2 separate regions of the Homo sapiens genome follow, and region 1 is linked to region 2. A link is a contact called in ENCODE POLR2A ChIA-PET data. All regions are on one chromosome and are shown on one strand. Each heading gives the region's core, a stretch centred on a gene start or an enhancer-like site at or near the end of the contact. The rest is flanking DNA. Distances are from core to core; before and after follow the strand shown.

The links. ChIA-PET counts read pairs that join two places held with the same protein, here RNA polymerase II (POLR2A).
Region 1: POLR2A ChIA-PET joins it to region 2 with 10 read pairs in PC-9. The contact joins the promoter of KRT19 here to the promoter of CASC3 in region 2. POLR2A ChIA-PET finds 5 or more read pairs at or near these places in 2 of 52 experiments (PC-9 and activated T-cell).

Annotation. Positions count from the first base shown.
Region 1 is chr17:41,526,020-41,532,931 of GRCh38, reverse strand. KRT19 (keratin 19) reads left to right here and starts at 4,624. Exons shown (of 6, transcript NM_002276.5): 1 at 4,624-5,104. The coding sequence starts at 4,685. RefSeq lists a cis regulatory region at 2,076-2,928 and enhancers at 2,634-3,331, 3,332-4,029, 4,030-4,727, 4,728-5,427.
Region 2 is chr17:40,138,009-40,145,749 of GRCh38, reverse strand. It overlaps CASC3 (CASC3 exon junction complex subunit), which reads right to left and starts at 5,213. Exons shown (of 14, transcript NM_007359.5): 1 at 4,971-5,213; 2 at 4,516-4,543; 3 at 4,143-4,180. The coding sequence starts at 5,201. RefSeq lists enhancers at 4,897-5,196, 4,662-5,602.

The DNA.
Region 1 (6,912 bases), core at 3,375-5,874, 1.4 Mb before region 2:
CTTCTTCCATTCTCTTAAAATACTCCTTAACTGTCATATCATAGCAGGGTTTTAGGAAGGAGTCAAAATTGATGTAGCTATTGAACCTACCACATTTCACCAAAGCTAATACACTTCTATACACCCCCCTACCAGATTGTCAGCCTCTTAGAGGCAGGAAATATTTGTATTTACTTCTGTGCCCCAGCCCCTGGCAGCATGCGTAGCACAGAAGCTGCGCTTGATGCATGTTCACTGAATGAATGGAGGAGCGGGTGAGGAAGTTCCTTGTGCTGGTGGTCCCTGGGGAAGCGGAGGCCGTTCAGGTAAGGAGCTACTAATTGACAGGACATGCAAGCTCATGAAGTTTTCCACACATTTACCTTTCCTCTCCTCCAGATTATGAACAGAGCCTTCTGCTTTGCTCATGGACACGAGTCTGTCTCCTCTGCTAGGCTCAACTTGGAGGAAACTTGCTTGAATGGCCCACTGACTGACCAAACAAATAATTGTGCATCAGAGCAGGCAGGGCAAGTTGGGATCTTGGCAGATGATACAATGCCTTCCCCAACTTGGTGGCTCTTTCTCCAGGGCAGCAGAAGAAGGCACCTTGATCCCTTTCCCATGAGAGGAGGGCAGCATTAGCAATTGGGACTGTGGCTTGAGGGAGTGAAAGATTTTGGCCCAAATACCCAGTCCACTACTTACTTGTGTGACCTTGGACAAGATATTAACCGTTTTGAGCCTCAATTTTCTTGACTGTTAAATGGGGACAATAATACTTAATTAACATGATTCATTGAGATAATATATTCAGAGTGTTTAGCATGGAGCCTGGCCCAGTAGATGTTGGCTATGATTATCTACTGTATTATTATCACCTTGGTCATCATTATTCTTGTTGTCATTATCACACCATTCCATTCTATCCAAGGACTAGGTCTCTCACCCCCAGCTTCTTTCCTGTGGTCTCCAATGACTATCCCATTTCTCCTGGGATGATGAAAACCCCCCTACCTTTAACCTCTCCACTCTGGGAACCACCTGCATCTGCTGAAGGATAAGAAGCTTCATGTGTATGTCCAAGTGGAGAGGCAGAGGGGGCCTCAGCCTCAGTGTTAGGAGTTAGAAATGAATCCCAGATCTGCCTCAGTTCAGTCGGTTGAATCATCATGCGACCCCAGGAAAGTCACTTTACCTTTCTGAGCATCCTGGGGCTGGACTGGCTTTTTCTGTAATTCATGGGTTATTAATAGATATTTAAAGATTCCATGGTCCAGTGCACTTGGGAAATACTGGTTAAAGAAAGTTAAATAATAACACTTGTAGCCAAAATTATAGTAACAAATACTATATAAAAATAACATTATATAATAATAATAATAATGCTGTTTGAGTGCTATTTGCCAGGTGTGATAAACCTTTTACAAGCACCATTACATTTATCACTTGAAGCAACCCTCTGAAATAGGTATCCTCCTCCTCCTCCTCATCATCATCATCTCTATTTTACAAATGAGGAAATGAGGTTTCCAGGGCTTCTGGTACTGTGCCTTGTGAAACTCCAAAAGAGAGTCAGAGAGAGCAGAGTTTCCGATCTTATTTGACAGGGATCTTTTTTCCTGCAGGGATCTCATAGTGCTGGGGTTCTGTAGAATCCAGTTGGGGAAGGCTGGGCAGGATCCTCCCTGGGATTCCTTTGAGCTCACCATTCCATACCCATCACTTCTGACCCTCTGTACCCCTCTTCTGCAGACCCCAGACCTGAGACTGGAGACATGAACATTGGATGGATGCTCCTCTGACCAGGTTCTGCCCTCCTGAAGCCAGAGGCTGATGGGAGCCTCCTGGTTGTGAGCACTGTTTCCTAAATGGGAGCAGCAGCTTGACCTCCAGTTCCATCTCTGGGTAGGGCAGCCTCTACAGACTGTTCTCCTGAGTCCTTGATGAATCAGAAAGTGCCAAAGGCCACATACCTCATGGCCAGGCACTGTTTCTGGCCAGAGAGAGGGAACAAGGTATTCTCCCTAGCCCAGCCAACAGTTCAGTCTGGGGTTGACTGCCCTTGGCACTGGCATGATAAGATTTTGAGGGAAGGCACCCAAAGGAGTTGTTTTGGGGGCCGAGACTTCCTTGGAAGGGAGAGCAGGGCCTCCGTTACTCTTGGCTGATGGTCAAGAAGCTGGAGGCCAGAATCTGATACTCCTAGCGGTGGACCTTTGGCAAATTACTGCCTCTCACCAAGCCTCTGTTTCCTTATCTGTAAAATGGAGATAAGAATACCTTTTCCACTGGGCTGCTGTGAGGATCCAGTGAGATCTGAAAAGGCTCTAAACTGTGCTACCCTGTAGTCAACTGTCCTTCTGTTTATGGTCTTAGAGTAGGGGGCTGGGACTCCAAGTGCCTCTGAAGGTTAGGGAGCTCAGAACACCTTAATCTTACGAATGGAACTGTTGATTCTATTCTTTGCCCTTTAATACAAAGTCCCTCCCCAGACCCCCCTATCAGGCCAGAAAAACAGAGCTGCCTATTGGGGCTTTGTGTGCATGGCAACTATCTGGCCAATCTCCCTTCCCGCTAACAAGGAGCAGGCCTCCTCATCAGTGCCTGATAAGGGAATGACTCAGAGCTGACCAGTCACAGGGTGCTGGCTTTTATGGCTGGTCTTGGACTCCCCTTTCTCCCTCTTGGGCTCTCCAAAGACCTTCAGTCTTTCTGCAACTGATTCACTAGTTAAACAGCCTCAGACTGGCCTTCCTGAGGGCTCAGAGCGGTTCCTGGTGGGTTAGGGGTGTGTATTTACGGGGTTTCCTGCCCCAGTTCAAGGATGAGTTGGCAGCTAACAGGTAGTTTGCTGGGAACTTAGGTTTCCGAGGCTGGAGACAAGTCTCCACCAGTCACAGGTGACCCAGGTGATAATACACAGAGAAGAGGGCTGAGCTGGGCCACCCCTCTTTTCATGAGGGAAAACTGAGACCCAGAGATGGGCAGGGACTGGCCTGTCTCCCTTAATACCTTCTCAGGAGGGCCTCTGTTCCAAGCCTGGGTGAATGCTTTGCCATAAGGACAAGAAGGAACCATGGGGACAGTTCTGGGGACGGGGGTCACTGGGGACAGGAACTGGGGTGAGGTTGTTGCAGCGCCCTGTAGTGCCTGGCAGGGGGCATGGCCCTCCAAAGAGATCCAAAACGGTGGGTGGAATTGTTGAACAGAGCAAGGGGTGGGGCTGTGTGGGGAGGAAGGCCCTGCCTCTATTGTCAAAACCTTTACCTTGTGCCGGGCACTTTGTGTCGCTCTGCCCAGCTCATTCAAGCACTCATCTTTATACAAGGATGAGGACATGCATTCAGCAGCCCTCTGACAAGGAGGGCAGGGATTCATCCTATGTTTGCCTTTCAGTGGCAGATGCTAAATGCCTCATGGGCAAGTTACTGGCCTCTCCCAGGCTCTGCTTCCTCATTTTGGAAATATTAAAGCAGCCCAATACTCCTGTGGTTGAATGAACGCATGCTTTGGGGGATGGAAGGGAGGGGATCATCCTGGTGGCCAGGGACGAGTGGGCTTTGAGGGTTCCAGAGTGAGGATCAGGCTGGAGCTTAGTGTTGGAAAGGTGTCAGCTGCCAGAACCGCTCCCTGCAGCTGTTCTCAGGAGACTGTTGTCACCTGGGGCACTGAATGGCGACAGCAGGGTGAGGCAGCTTTGTCTTGAGAGGGCTGGGTTCGTGCAGCTCAAAATGCCCGGATGTGCCCTGATCCGGAACTGGTGCCTTTGTCAGAGGGGACAAAAGGGGAGTTGGGCATGGGTGTTCCCAAGAAGCTGGTTCTGAGAGGCTGTAATCTCCAGTGGAGGGCAGGAATCTGTGAATGCACTTTGTGGGGGGCGGGCTGGTTAGGATCGCAAGCAAGGGGCTCTTAACAGGGAGCACTCTGAATGGTTAATCACTGGGGCTGGGCGCAGGGGCTCACGCCTGTAATCCCAGCACTTTGGGCGGCCCAGGCGGGTGGATCACTTGAGGTCAGGAGTTTGAGACCAGCCTGGTCAACATGGTGAAACCCTGTCTCTACTAAAAATACAAAAATTAGCTGGGCGTGGTGGCGCGTGCCTGTAATCCCAGCTACTCCGGAGGCTGAGGCAGGAGAATCGCTTGAACCCGGGAGATGGAGGCTGCAGTGGGCCGAGATCACACCACTGCACTCCAGTCTGGGCGACAGAGACTCGTCTCCAAAAAAACAAAAACAAAATCACTGGGTCAGGGGTGTGTAGGAATATGACCCCAGAGGGACTGTAATTCCCAGTGGTGTCAAACTCTGGGTGATCTTAAAGGGTGAGGCTCAGAATGTGGCTTCCAGGGACAGGGGTGTCCAGGTATGTCCCTGACGGGGGAAAGGCCAGAACAGGGTCTGCAGAGAGAGAGTGGGGGAGTGCGGGTCGGAGCTTCTGCGCGGACCGGGGCGGGGCACCTCTGGAGGGCAGGGGCCTCTGGTCTCTGGGAGGGGAGGGAATTGACCAATGGGGAGAGAGCCCATATTTGCTCTCAGGAGCCTGCAAATTCCTCAGGGCTCAGATATCCGCCCCTGACACCATTCCTCCCTTCCCCCCTCCACCGGCCGCGGGCATAAAAGGCGCCAGGTGAGGGCCTCGCCGCTCCTCCCGCGAATCGCAGCTTCTGAGACCAGGGTTGCTCCGTCCGTGCTCCGCCTCGCCATGACTTCCTACAGCTATCGCCAGTCGTCGGCCACGTCGTCCTTCGGAGGCCTGGGCGGCGGCTCCGTGCGTTTTGGGCCGGGGGTCGCCTTTCGCGCGCCCAGCATTCACGGGGGCTCCGGCGGCCGCGGCGTATCCGTGTCCTCCGCCCGCTTTGTGTCCTCGTCCTCCTCGGGGGCCTACGGCGGCGGCTACGGCGGCGTCCTGACCGCGTCCGACGGGCTGCTGGCGGGCAACGAGAAGCTAACCATGCAGAACCTCAACGACCGCCTGGCCTCCTACCTGGACAAGGTGCGCGCCCTGGAGGCGGCCAACGGCGAGCTAGAGGTGAAGATCCGCGACTGGTACCAGAAGCAGGGGCCTGGGCCCTCCCGCGACTACAGCCACTACTACACGACCATCCAGGACCTGCGGGACAAGGTGGGCGGAGGCCCGGCCGCGGGAAGTGCAGTGCACCTGCCGCGGAAACCCAGCCCCGCGGGCCGGGCGAGGTTCCAGGCGGGGCGGCGGGCAGGAGCCCGTTAGGACGTGGGAAGGTCCACAGGTGGGGCCGAGTAAAGGGGGACAGGAGACGTGCGGGGCAGGACCTCGGGGCTGGATGCAGAGGCCGGGGTGGTGGAAAGGGGAGGAGAACTGGGCAGGGCAGATAAGTGGGTGGGGCCTCTGGAGGTGGCGGGGGCAAGGTTGGAGCCCCGGGACGAAGAAGGGACGCGGGTCAGCGAGGCCTGAAGAGTGGGAGGAGATGGGACCCGGCTGTAGAGTGCCCAGAGGTCTAGGCCAGGGGCCGCGCTGCCGCAGGAAGATGCGAGAGTTTGGCTTTGGTGATCTGGTCCACCCGGGGCCAGTCTTGCCCCCTCTGCCACCGCAGCGTAGGGCCTCCTGCATTCCGTTTCTCTGGCCGGAAGGGTCTAGTGTTCATCCCTCTCAGGCTTTGGCCTCCTCCCACTCTCCCGCCCTGGGGCCCATTCGTTTAGGAAGAATGGGAGAGCCGGTCGTGGCCCCTGGGCGGGGTAAAGGAGGGAGGCTTGGTAAACCTCTGCTGGGGAGGACCCAGTACAGTGGCAGCTCCTTGTCGGGGAAAGAACGGATCTGCGTCACACGCTCTTACAGGGGAACCCTAAGGGGCCTGAGGGGTAGGGCTTGGTCTCCACCCAGAGGGAAGGAGAAATTTTTCGAGTCGTAAAGAAATGTATCAGAAGCCATGGAACATTTACAGCCGCACACGCTGGGTCTCCCAACAAACAGATCCCCAAAATATTTTCCAGTGCTGTACTCGTGGCATAGACCCAGACCCACAGACCAGGAGGAAGCGCTAGAGATGTCAACAGCCAACAAAAACAGTGCTTTACACACTTGTAAAATTGTGACCTACAGGGGCTGGGCACTGTGGCTCACGCCTGTAACCCCAGCACTTTGGGTGGCCAAGGTGGGAGGATTGCTTGAGCCCCAGGAGTTCGAGATCAGCCTGGCAAACATGGTAAAATCCTGTCTCTACTAAAAATACAAAAATTAGCTGGGCGTGGTGGTGCATGCCTGTAATCCCAGCTACCTGGGAGGCTGAGGCAGGAGAATTGCTGGAACCCAAGAGGCGGAGGCTGCAGTGAGCCGAGATTGCGCCATTGCACTTCAGTCTCGGCCACAGAGCGAGAGTCCGTCTCAAAAAAAAAAAAAAAAAAAAAAAAAAAGGAATTAGCTTGGCATGGTGGCGTGTGCCTTGCAGCGAGCTGTACGTGATCAGTGCCACTGCACTCCAGCCTGGGGCAACACAGCGAGACCCTGTATCAAAAAAAAAAAAAAATTGCGACAATAAGTACATTTTACTACGCACCCTTACGCATTCTTTTTCTCACCTCTGTGTGTGTGTGTGCGTGCACATGCACACACACAAATGGGTGACACAATTCTCACCATACTAAGAGAAATCCCCTCTGATATTTTGTAGCCTATTCTGTTGCATTAAAAAACTACACAATCGGCCGGGCGCGGTGGCTCATGCCTGTAATCCCAGCACTTTGGGAGGCGGAGGCGGGCGGATCACGAGGTCAGGAGATCCAGACCATCCTGGCTAACACGGTGAAACCCCGTCTCTACTAAAAATACAAAAAAAAATTAGCTGGGCGTGGTGGAGGGCGCCTGTAGTCCCAGCTACTCAGGAGGCTGAGGCAGGAGAATGGCGTGAACCCGGGAGGCGGGGCTTGCAGTGAGCCGAGATCGCGACGCTGCACTCC
Region 2 (7,741 bases), core at 3,964-6,463:
TAAATCCAATCGCATCACTTTTTTTTTTTGACACAGGGTCTTGCTCTGTTGCCCAGGCTGGAGTACAGTGATACAATCTTGATTCACTGCAACCTTCACTTCCCAGGCTCAAGCAATCCTCCCACCTCACCAATTAGTGGCCCCTGCTCACCAATTTGTCTTTATTTCTAATACCTATCCTGTCCCAACAATGCTCCAGTCACACCTAATTACTCCCAAGTTCCCAAACGCTCTCTATCTTCTCTATCTGGGCTTTTTCTCTTTTTAAAAAAATTTTGGGCCAGGCGCAGTAGCTCACGCCTGTAATCCCAGCACTTTGGGAGGCCGAGGTGGGTGGATCACGACGTCAAGAGATGGAGACCATCCTGGCCAACATGGTGGAACCCCGTCTCTACTAAAAATACAAAAATTAGCTGAGCGTGGTGGTGCACACCTGTAGTCCCAGCTACTCGGGAGGCTGAGGCAGGAGAAATCACTTGAACCAGGCGGGGCGGAGGCTGCAGTGAGCCGAGATTGCACCACCGCACTCCAGCCTGGCAACGGAATGAGACTCCGTCTTAAAAAACAAAACAAAACAAAACAAAAAAAATGGGGGGCACGGTGGCTCATGCCTGTAATCCCAGCACCTTGGGAGGCCGAGGTGGGTGGGTCACCTGAGGTCAGGAGTTCGAGACCAGCTTGACCAACATGGTGAAACCCCATCTCTACTAAAAACACAAAAATTAGGCGGGCGTGGTGGCATGCGCCTATAATCCCAGCTACTCGGGAGGCTGAGGCAGGAGAATCGCTTGAACCCAGGAGGCAGAGGTTGCAGTGAGCTGAGATCGAGCCATTGCACTCCAGCCTGGGTAACAGAGCAATACTCCATCTCAATAAAAAAAAAAAAAACTTAATTTTTTTTTTTTTTTGGCTGGGTATGGTGGCTCATGCTTGTAATCTCAGCACTTCAGGAGGTCAAGGCAGGAGGACTGGTTGAACCCAGCAGTTTGAGGTTGCAGTGAGCTGTGACCCCACAACTGCACTCCAGCCTGGGTGACTGGGCAACAGAGTGAGACCCTGCCTCTTTTTTAAAAAAAAAAAAAAAAAAAAAAGAGGGCTGGGCACAGTGGCTCACACCCGTAATCCACCTGTAATCCCGGTACTTTGGGAAGCTGAGGCGGACGGATCACCTGAGTTCACGAGTTCATGACCAGCCTGGCCAACATGGTAAAACCCCGTCTCTACTACAAATACAAAAATTAGCTGGGTGTGGTGGTGTGCACCTGTAATCCCAGCTACTTGGGAAGCTGAGACAGGAGAATCGCTTGAACCCGGGAGGTGGAGGTTGCAGCGAGCTAAGATCATGCCACTGCACTCTTGCCTGGGTTACAGAGCAAGACTCCATCTCAAGCAAAAAAAAAAAAAGAAAAAGAAAGTTTTTAATTTTTGTTGAGTACACAGTAGGTATATATTTATGTAGTACATGAGTTTTGTTTTTGTTTTTGTTTTTTGAGACAGAGTTTCCCTCTTGTTGCCCAGGATGAAGTGCAATGGCACAATCTTGGCTCACTGCAACCTCCACCTCCTGGGTTCAAGTGATTCTCCTGCCTCAGCCTCCTGAGTCGCTGGGATTACAGGCACCTGCCACCACGCCTACTTAATTTTTCTTATTTTCAGTAGAGACTGAAAATGGGTTTCGCCATGTTGGCCAGGCTAGTCTCGAACTCCTGACCGCAGGTGATTCACCCGCCTCGGCCTCCCAAAGTGCTGGGATTACAGGTGTGAGCCACCAAGCCCGGCCCATGAGATATTTTTATATAGATATACAATGTGTAATAATCATGTAAGGGTAAATGGGGTATGGATCGCCTCAAGCATTTATCCTTTGTTACAAACAATTCAATTACGTTCTTTTATTAATATATATATATACTTTTTTTTTGAGATGGAGTCTTGCCCTGTCACCAGGCTGGAGTGCAGTGGCTTGATTTCGGCTCACTGCAACCTCTGCCTCCCGGATTCAAGCGATTCTCCTGCCTCAGCCTCCTGAGTAGCTGGGACTACAGGGGCGTGCAAGCACGCCCAGCTAATTTTTGTATTTTTAGTAGAGACGAGATTTCACCATGTTGGCCAGGATGGTCTCAATCTCTTGACCTTGTTATCCACCCACCTCAGCCTCCCGAAGTGCTGGGATTACAGGCATGAGCCACTGTGCCCAGCCAATAGTTATTTTTAAATGTACAATAAGTTACTGGTTGACTGTAGTCACCATGTTGCAAATATGAAATTCTAGATCTTAGTCATTTTTATTTTTTAAATTTTCTGAGACAAGAGTCTTGCTCTGTTGCCCAGGCTGGAGTACAGTGGTGTGATTATGGCTCACTGCCACCTCCACCTCCCAGGCTCAAGGGATTCTCCTGCCTCAGCCACTTGAGTAGCTGGAATTACAGGCATGCGGGACCATGAGCTGCTAATTTTTGTATTTTTAGTAGAGATGGAGTTTTGCCATGTTGGCCAGGCTGGTCTTGACCTCCTAGCCTCAAGTGACTGGCCCACCTTGGCCTCCCACAGTGCTGGGATTACAGGTGTGAGCCATCGCGCTGGGTTTAGATCTTATTCATTCTAATTACTATTCTTTTTGTACCCCTACAGCCTTTCTTTTATTTATTTATTTTTTTTTTTTTGAGACAGAGTCTCACTCTGTCACCCAGGTAGCAGTGCAGTGGCATGATTTCAGCTCACTGCCACCTCCATCTCCTGGGATCAAACGATTTTCGTGTCTCAGCCTCCCAAGTAGCTGCGATTACAGGCATGCATCACCACACCAAGCTAATTTTTGTATTTTTTAGTAGAGATGGGTTTTTTTTTTTGAGACGGAGTCTTGCTCTGTCACCCAGGCTGGAGTGCAGTGGCACAATCTCAGCTCACTGCAAGCTCCGCCTCCCGGATTCACACCATTTTCCTGCCTCAGCCTCCCGAGTAGCTGGGACTACAGGCGCCCGCCACCACGCCCAGCTAATTTATTATTATTTTTTTTTGTATTTTTAGTAGGGACGGGGTTTCACCATGTTAGCCAGGACGGTTTCGATCTCCTGACCTCGTGATCCGCCCGCCTGGGCCTCACAAAGTGCTGGGATTATAGGCGTGAGCCACCGCGCCGGGCCAGAGATGGAGTTTCACCATTTTGGCCACGTTGGTCTCAAACTCCTGGCCTCAAGTGATCCGTCTGCCTCAGCCTTCCAAAGTGCTGGGATTACAGGCGTGAGCCACTGCTCCCGGCCCCTGTGGGCTTTCTTGACTGTTGTTCTCTCTGCCTAGAACACATCTTACCCAGCCAACTGTTTAATCTTTCCCGACTGCCTAAGATGGATTCAGTACCCAGCTGTAACACCCTACTTAGCCCTATCCCAGTGCTATCCCCTATCAGCAAGTGGTACAATTGCTTGAATGTTTGTCTGACTTCCTTATTGAGTTGTAAGATCTCTAAAGATAGGAATTTTGTTATAGTGTTCACTATTCCATCCTCAAGGGCTTAACAGATTCTAAAATGTAGTAACAGTTCTAAAAATGTATAGACAAAATCTTTGATCCACCATCCAATTCCCCCTATATATAATCCCATTACCAGAACTCAGGAGTCCACTCAACAACCCAGGAAACAAACACTTACTCTGATGGCATCTCTAGTAGTTTATCCAAAAGACAGGAAACTTTCTCCTAAAAACAGAAAAATCCCCACCTATAAAATGATGGATGCTCTTGGCACAAAACATTCCGAATCCTACCCTTTCAAAGTCTTCAGATAGATTTGGAAAAAAATAACCAATTGGCTGGCTTCTCAACCTACACTGCATAAAACAAACTGTCAAACATCTTTCAGAGGACTTCAAGATATCCTCACTCTCTTATTTAGAACCTCATATTCTTCAGACAGGAAGAGAAGCCAACTAACAGTATAACACCTGTGGCTTGAGACGGCGTGCCCCAAGTTTTCCCTAGGTCTAAAGTGAACAAGACCTTCTGTAACACTTTTTCAGAAGCATAAATGAAGAATACACAAGAGGATAAACACGGAGGTCATGGTACGTTTGCAACGAAGGTGTGTACACGTTTTTAAAAAGCATTTCTGATCTATACCATAGGAAAAAACCTGTCATACTCACTTCCGAGTCTTCTGCACTTTCATAATCCGAGAGAACAGCTGAAATAAAACAGAAATATGTGGAAAAAAAGAAACCCAGAAACATTTTTTGGCTGCTTATTACAGGTCAGACTAAGAGTCTCATTTAATTCTGACATCAACCTACAACGTGGATAAAATTATAGTCCCCACTTACAAAAGGAGAAACAGGCTCAGAGGGTAACTTGCTGAAGACTATACTGCTAAAGCCTATGCTCTTAACCACTATGTTACAAAAAGGCACTCTGTGGCCCTAAATCCGTGACAGTGTGTGAGAATGTCGATGTTGGAAATAGATGACCTGAGTTTATGTTAAAAAAAACTCTTGTCCTAATGGGGTAAAAGATGCTACTCACCATCACCTTCAATGCCATCTTCACTCTCCTGAAAGAAAGCAGAAGACATGGGTTAGTTCTGTGATTTCCAGAGGTGGGGAGCCCAATAAAGAAATGTGGGTGAAAAGCTGAAGATTCAGCACAAAATGGTTGGAGAGGGAGACAGAGATAGGTAAATCTTTATCAAGTAGTAGCCAAGGCAGGTCTGGTCTCCTTCCCTCCAGCCCCGACTTCTGAATAAAACATCCGCTTTCCATCTCCAGCGGCTCTACCATCCTCCCAGAAACCCCCAATCCTTCTTCTTCCCTTGGAACTCCGGATGCAAACTCGCATTGGGATAACTCCCCTTTTCTCTCAAAAACAAAAAAAAGTCCCAGTATCTACTATCAACTCACAGACTACCTAGCATCACCTACACCCCGCCCCCGGCCGGCTCGCCGCCCGGTCCCCACCCCGCCCCGCCTGCGCGCACTCACACACTCCGACTCCTCAGCACTCTTGGCGCCCCCGCTCTCCACCCGCCGCAGATGAAGGGCCCCGGTTCGGCCTCCGCGCTGTGAAGGCAGAGAGCCGCTGCCGCCGCCTCCGGCGCTACCGCTGCAGCTCCCGCCTCCCCGCAACGGGGAGCCGCCGCTGTCGGAGCCCGAAGCACCAGATTCCTCGTCCTCGGTGTCTTGCGAAGCGCGCTGCCGCCGCCGGTCCGCCATCTTACGGAGAACGGCCACCACCGGCGAGGTACTTACGCACCGCGCCCGTCGCAGAGGCTGCTGGGAGGCTGGATAGCTAGTCCCGGCGTGCTACGCGTGCGGCGCTCGGCCATCCCGCTGTGTGTGTGTGTGTGTGTGTGTGTGTGTGTGTGTGTGTGTGTGTGTGTGTGTGTGTTGGGGTGTGTGTGTGTGTGTTGGGGTGTGTGTGTGTGTGTGTGTGTGTGTGTGTGTTGGGGGAGGGGCGGGGCACTGGGCGGGGCCTAGGCCTGCGGCACGTTTGCGGCCGACCCGGATTACGTCTATCGGTGATGTAAGGGGGCGTGGCGCGGCTCCTGACTTCCCTTGGGCAGGCCTAGGGCGAGGGGAATTGAGACTTCAGCAGCCTCCCGGGTTCCTGGCCCGGCCATCTTGGGCTTCCCGAGTGGAAGGAGTCAACCTGTCACAGCTTCACTGCAACACTAGGGCTGTTTCATGGTTTTCTGTTTCCATTTCTCACTTCTACCTACGTTTGAAGCAGGTCAATTTACTGCATTCCTTTGCTTGGTAAAATCACGAATCAAGGTAAATCTTAAAAGCTGTAGTGCTGCGTCAGATTTGCTGCACCAGCCTTGTTTAAGATAACGGGCGAAGGAGAAACCAGTTGTCTGCAGTGAAGCCAGAGGACTTCTTGTTGCAGCGTTTTCTCTGTGTTCTCATTTCCTCTTCACGTTTCTTCCCACCCCAGCCATCACCTGTCCCAAAGTGCAGGCTGGTATGATGCCAGTATTACCGGTTTTGTTTTGGCTTTTTCGAGGCAGGGTCTCACTCTGTTGCCCAGGCTGGAGTGCAGTAGCGCGGCTCACTGCAGCCTTGACCTCCCAGGCACAGGTGACCTCCTTGCCTTAGCTTCCTTAGTAGTTGGGACAACGGGCACACACTACCACACCCGGCTAATTTTTCTGTTTTTTGTAGAGATGGGGTCTCGCTCTTGCCCAGGCTTGTCTCCTGGCTGGGATCAAGCGATCCTTTCGTCTCAGCCTCCCAAAGTGCTGGGACTACAGGCATGAGCTACTGCCCTTGTCAGGATTTTAGAACCTATTTAAAAATAAATGGTCAGTAGAAACAGATGTTGATTCAAAATCCTGACATTATTTCCTTCTTAAGGTTTATGGAAATTATTTCATTTTGGCAAGGCATTGGCCACCATTGAAAAGAATCAGTGTGTTTTCTTTGGACCATTATAAGGATATACAAAGTGCATGAGCTAAGTTTTTAGTGCACCTACAGGAGTGCACGTTAATAATGTATGTTATCAAACAAAGGCCACCATGGCATAGAATTCTTCCCTGAGTAAAATATTTTTTTTTTTTTTGAGAGGGAGTCTCACTCTGTCTGTCGCCCAGGCTGGGGTGCAGTGGGGTGATCTCGGCCCACTGAAAGCTCCGTCTCCCGGGTTCACGCCATTCTCCTGCCTCAGCCTCCCGAGTAGCTGGGACTACAGGTGTCTGCCGCCAGGCCCGACTAACTTTTTATGTTTTTAGTAGAGATGAGGTTTCACCGTGTTAGCCAGGATGGTCTCGATCTCCTGACCTCGTGATCCGCCGTTCTTGGCCTCCCAAAGTGCTGGGATTACAGGCGTGAGCCACCGCGCCCGGCCTTTCCTGAGTAAAATTTTTATAAATGACATGGTTAAGGATCCTGATGTTTATCAAATTTATAGATAACATGAAACTGGAAGTAATTATGAATGCCTTCAGAGATGAAAGGAAAATTCAAGGCCGGGCGCGGTGGCTCACGCCTGTAATCCTAGCACTTTGGGAGGCCGAGGCGGGCAGATCACGAGGTCAGGAGATCAAGACCATCCTGGCTAACACGGTGAAACCCCGTCTCTACTAAAAATAAAAAAAAATAGACGGGCGTGGTGGCAGGCGCCTGTAGTCCCAGCTATTCGGGAGGCTGAGGCAGAATGGCGTGAACCCGGTAGGCGGAGCTTGCAGTGAGCCGAGATCGCGCCACTGCACTCCAGCCTGGGAGACAAAGAGATTCTGTTTCAAAAAAAAGAAAAAAAGAAAATTCAAACAATCTCAGCTAATTAGACAAGTGGCCAAACGTGACAACTTATAAGTCCAGCTCCAAAAGCCAACTGCCTGAGTTCAAAATGGAGGATAATATGATTTAATAAGTGTTAAAGAAAAAGAACCTGGAGGATCTTATCGATCACAGACTAAATTGGTGCAAATAAGGCTGCCAAGTTTAGTGTCTAAATAAGGAAAGTGATAGTCTGCCACTTTGTCCTTCAGTTGTTTAGTCTGGGTCCAGTTTTTTTTTTTTTTTTTGAGGGGGACGGAGTCTCGCTCTGTCGCCCAGGCTGGAGTGGAGTGGTGCGATCTGGGCTCACTGCAACCTCCGCCTTTCAGGTTCAAGCGATTCTCCTGCCTCAGCCTCCTGTGTAGCTGGGATTACAGGCGCGCACCACCACGCCCAGCTAATTTTTGTATTTTTAGTAGAGACGGGGTTTCACCATGTTGGTCAGGCTGCTCTTGAACTCCTGACCTCGTGAT